Regions from separate parts of the Mus musculus genome. Here region 1 is linked to region 2. The links are chromatin loops, found by intact Hi-C in ENCODE. Cell type or tissue: heart. All regions are shown on one strand.

Region 1 (2,500 bases), 390 kb before region 2:
ATAATGACAGAGTGGAGAAGCTGCAGCAGAGGTCACGTGACCAGCAAAGCTTCTCTTGGTTCCCAGCCAGCCCTTTCTGGAAAAAGGTTGCCAAGTCGTCACCTAATGTGTTCCAGTTGCTTGAAAAATCTAATGTCATGAGAAACGCTGTCTATTGTTTTTAATATTTTACTTCTTTGATTTACGTGTGTGTGTGTGTGTGTGTGTGTGTGTGTGTGTGTACATGTGTACAAACGCCATGGTGCATATGTGGAGGTCAGAGGAGAACTTTCATGAGTCAGGTTTTTTTTTTTTTCCACCGAGGGGATCCCACAGATCAATTCTGGTTGTCAGGCTTAGCCTCAAGCACCTTTGCCCAAGTCAGCCATCTTTCTAGTCCAATACTTCATCTCTCAATGCCACAGCAGAATGTCCCCAACTGGACAGACATCAAAAAGTGACTTACAGCCTGGTTAACCTGTGACTCCACAGGCTTTAGCTCAAGAACTGATAGCTGTGGCCAGGTAGGTGCCTTTCTCTTCATGACAAGTGACCAGATCTAGTGAGCCTTCATGCTGCATTGAAACATGTATTTATTGTGGTATTTCTACCTTGTACCCACTCATATTCTGGAATGCTACTTGCTTTATTCAAGCAACCTACATCTAACCTATGTTTAGAATGCTGTTTGTTTGTTTGTTTGTTTGTTTTGAGAGGTCTCTTCATGCAGCCCAGGTTGCCCTTGCGCTCACAGCAGTCTTCCTCGGTTGCCTGTTGAGGGATGGGATTAAAGGGTGTGAGCCGTCACACTCTGCCTGTTCAGTATTTTGATTGCTCTGCTAGTGCTCTGAATCTGTGGAGGCTGGAGCATCGTTTACTTCCTAAGCACAAGAACCTTGGCTAGTTCTCAGCTGTACCAGCCATGACGCGGCCTGCCTACGGCTTGGGACTTTCATCCTCAAAAGTCCAATAACAGTATATTCCTAGCGGGGTTTTGAGAGGTGTCAATGAATCATGTAAAGGACTTAGTCTAGTGCTTGAGGGCATAGATGCTCAAAAGTGGTGACATAGACTCCTTGCAACATTCTGTCCCTTGGAAAGGACAGCAGAGACTGCTCCCACAAACACTGCAGACCCATCTCTAACCCTCAAAAGTCCCCAGCCACCTAGCCTAAGGCTCTGGGGGGCTGCAGAGTCCAGGGCAACAGCAACTCCATGCAGCAGCCTGGATGCTCTGAGAAGCATGCCTGGCAGCCAAGGGTTTGCCAGCACCTCCTGCTGCTGGCTGCCACATTTGGAGCTGAAACCTAAGCATTGTGGCTTACATCATTGCCCTCTGGGCAGCATGGTGGGTGTGTGACACTGCCCACTCTTCCTCCTTGTCACCAGCATATGGCGAGATGGGAGGGGGACTGAACTCACAAGGGGGATGTCATGGTGTTTTCCGGTGTGCTCTCTATAGATGCTAGACTACACCTGTGTCCCAGTGCTTCCCAGGGCTTTGAGTGAGAGTGTCGTTGCCAAGGAATGTTGGCTACTGCAGCTAGCTAGATTGTGTGGCACTTCCCAGCCTCTCTCCTGCTCCATCTTGGCTGTGTTCCTGCCATTCTCATGCCAGAGGACATCACTGCCCTGATGTTGCACAAGGACAACATGGGGGCACAAGAGCGTTGGCTTGTTTCTCTTTTGAATTCCTGATTCAGAAAGCAATGGGTTCAGGGTCTTGGTGGATTGTGATTGATCTACTCCTGTGGAGAGAAACTCCAACCTCCTGGAGTCTCTTGCCAAGACATCAAGGTAAGATTTACGGAAAGGAAAGAGGAAATGAAGGAAGAAAAGAAGAAAGAAAGGAAGGGAGGGAGGGAGGGAGGGAGGGAGGGAGGAAAGAAGGAAGGAAAGAAGGAAGAAGAGTAGATGGTGGGTCAGATGAGAAAGGCTTGACTTTATTGCTATGACCTAGTCCTGTTCTAGCGGGAGAACATGATCCAGGTGAGAATCCTATGCCTAGCCTATGGTGCAGGCTATACAGAAATTGCTGAAGATGCCACAGTCAAAAGCCATCATCACTGACAACAGGTGCAGGGGGAGAGGGTAAGTGGAGCCTCCTCACCTTTGCCACCTCAAGCCAGGGTGCACACAGCACGAAGGGTCCCATATGTTCTATGAAGGGGCGGGAAGATGAACCGGGAGAAGGGTAAAAAACGACCTTGTCACTCTGGCTTCATGAATCTCTGGGAGGGAGACATCTCTTCTGCTGGTGACCCCGGTAGAGCCACCCAATGGTGAACCTGAGTATTGAGAGTCTCCAGGGCTCTACCCAATGGCGCAGTGCTAAAACCTTGGTTGCTTTTCTGGCAGTGGGGATACACACTGTCGCAAGGGCTAGGGGCTGTTGTCTGCCAGCTCGTGGCCACAGGCCCACGCTCCCTGAGGTGTGAGGGGGTGATGAACAGTGATAGATTGCTCTCTCTGGGATCTCTGCCCAGTGGCCTGGCACAGCTGGAATGTCCTTGGCCAGGTC
Region 2 (2,500 bases):
TAGATTTCCATGTACTTTACTAAAATAATAGACTGATTGATTTTGCTTGTTCAAGGAGCATGGATTATTAATAATACTTAGAAATTTGACACAAGGGTAAATAAATTGTAAGTACAGCATATCTGTGATGAGATTGTCACCAATTTTATAAAACACATGTGGGCTTTTATGAACTATTAATTAAAACCGTGGTTACTATTGTGTATTACGACAGCCTTAGTGCGGTGTTGGGCTCCATCCTGTAATCCCAGGTCTCAGGTGACCAAAGCAGGAAGATTTCCACTCCATGTTTGCCTGGACTCCCTGGGGAGAGCCTGCTCACCCCCCTTTCCCCCACCAACCACCCCCCCCCGTCAAAAAAAAAAAAAGGAAAAGAAAAGAGAAAGAAAGAAAACGTCACAAAGGAAAGCCGCTTTGATTTTTTTTCTATGCTCAATTTATTCTTATCCAAAATAGTTTTGGCTTGCTTTCAAATGTTCAAATTAACACATGAGGCTTTTTAAAAGATTAATTAATTAATTAAATATCTGTGAGTCTGCTGTCGCTCTCTTCAGACACTCAGAAGAGGGCATCGTATCCCCTTACAGATAGCTGTGAGCCACCATGTGGCTGCTGGGATTTGAACTCAGGACCTCTGGAAAATCGGTCAGTGCTCTTAACTGCTGAGCCATCTCTCCAGTCCCGAGGCATTTTTTTTTTAATTAAAAAAAATTGTATGTGTATGGATGTTTTGTCTGCATGTATGTGCCACATTCGTACCTGTTGCCCAAAAGGGTCAGAAGAGGGCATCAGATGTCTCAGAACTGGAGTTACGGGGAGTTGTAAGCCACCTCGTGGGTCCTAGGAACTAAACCTGGGCCCTCTGCAAGAGCAGCAGATGATCTTAACCACTGAACCACCTCTCCATTCCCAGCAGGAGGCTATCTGGTTTGCTTTTGCAGCTGGGAATGGGATCTAAGGCCCTGCTTACACTAGACACTGTAGGTGAGACTTCTGGGGCATTTATCCCCAGTTTTCACCTGTGAGGTGTTGTTTTGTTTTGTTTTGTTTTGTTTTGTTTTGTTTTGTTTTGTGTGTGAGCTCTTAATCCCATTCCTAACATTGCTCAGTTGGGAAAGAGAACAGACTGAGCTCTAAGTCAGACAGATTGCCATTGCTCACATATTGTCAGTATGGAATCTCTCCATTTTTAGATTACATTAAGGGAAAAATGTCTCACTCATATCCAATATCAAAACCCCATTGAGGACACTAAGAATAAAGTTCACTTTTTACCTCCAACAAAGAAGACATCTATAGACTATTCACCGGGCTTTAATGAATCAGTTTGTGACCAGTTAAAGCTATCCGTATCTTGCCTGTGAGTGCCCCCTGCTGGATACACAGAATCTTTACTGCATCTCCAGGGAATCAACTTGCACTTTTTAATGGGAAAGTGCCCAAGTAACAGGTCGCAAGGATAGCTGTAAATCCTAGCTAGTAATTCGGTCTTTGGGTAAGTGTGCAAATTTATAACAAAAACATACTCAGGAAACAAACTCAAATGCAAAAAATATTCCACTGAGCATTTGTTTATAATCGCACCAGTGCCAAGGATCTAGTAAATTGTCCTGTATTTATCTTATGAGCTCACCGAGTTTTATACATTAGTGACGAAGGCAGTTAATTGGTGGGTGGCTTCTTACCATAGGGAGCCTGCATATATATTTTACAGAAGGGTAGAAAATTAGAGGTCCCTTTTATGTGACCATGTGTTGGCTTCAATGCCCAGTGTGTAATCTTCTCATAGAATCTTGGGCTTGGAGTCATAGTCCCAGCTGGGGCTGCAGGAAGGAGTGTTCCATTTTACCAGGAGCCCTGGAGAGATAACATTGCCTGTGGCCTATGGGTAATTCAGCAGACACAGAAGTCAAGGGTCATCAGTCAACTCAAACTTTCCATAGAAGGCAAGTAGGAAGAAATGACTGTAAGGGAAATTGGTATATGCTTTGGTCTATTAAGAGCTTCATGAGCCTGCCTTTAATCCTAGCATTCGGGGGTGGGTTGCAGCGGGGGTGGGGCGGGGGAGGGGAGGAGTCTCTCTGAGTTTTAGGCCAGCCTGGTCTACAGATCGAGTTCCAGGATAGTCAAGGCTACACAGAGAAACTCTGTCTCAAAACCTAACAAAACAAAACAAAACAACAAAAAAAAAACTTCATGATTTAGCTTTCCCCTTCCTTCCTTCCTTCCTTCCTTCCTTCCTTCCTTCCTTCCTTCCTTCCTTCCTTCCTTCCCTCCTTTGACAAGGTCTTGCTATGTAGCTCAGGCTAGCTTTGAGCTCTAAGTGCGTTCTCTGTTCTCAGCCTCCTGAGTACTGGAATTACAGGCATATCCACTGCAGCTGTTTCTCCCTGTGACAGTCTCTTTGGTCCTTGGGAGCAAGCAAAGGGTCTTCCTTGTACATGCTGGGCAACGCCTATCTTCCCCATGGGTCATTCCTGGTCACTTTTGCAGAAATTAA

Evidence for each region. A loop is a pair of places that touch in the nucleus more often than their neighbours do. Peaks named below come from ENCODE experiments on the same cell type or tissue, not always from the same donor. Only the 100,000 strongest peaks of a DNase experiment are listed, where the experiment ranks them.
Region 1: a loop joins it to region 2, with 2.6 times the contacts of the local background. A loop is called at or near these places in 2 of 42 quality-filtered maps.

What each region holds. Positions count from the first base shown.
Region 1 is chr12:73,408,679-73,411,178 of GRCm38, reverse strand. It overlaps D830013O20Rik (RIKEN cDNA D830013O20 gene), which reads left to right and starts at 1,616. Exons shown (of 4, transcript NR_046013.1): 1 at 1,616-1,776. In heart, a CTCF peak has its summit at 2,284; DNase peaks (open chromatin) are centred at 1,558 and 2,388; H3K27ac peaks cover 315 bases.
Region 2 is chr12:73,020,001-73,022,500 of GRCm38, reverse strand. No RefSeq gene overlaps it. Among named protein-coding and RNA genes, the nearest start is that of Gm51264, 25 kb to the left of the region's middle. In heart, a CTCF peak has its summit at 1,382 (motif pointing left); no DNase peak of the experiment used is centred here.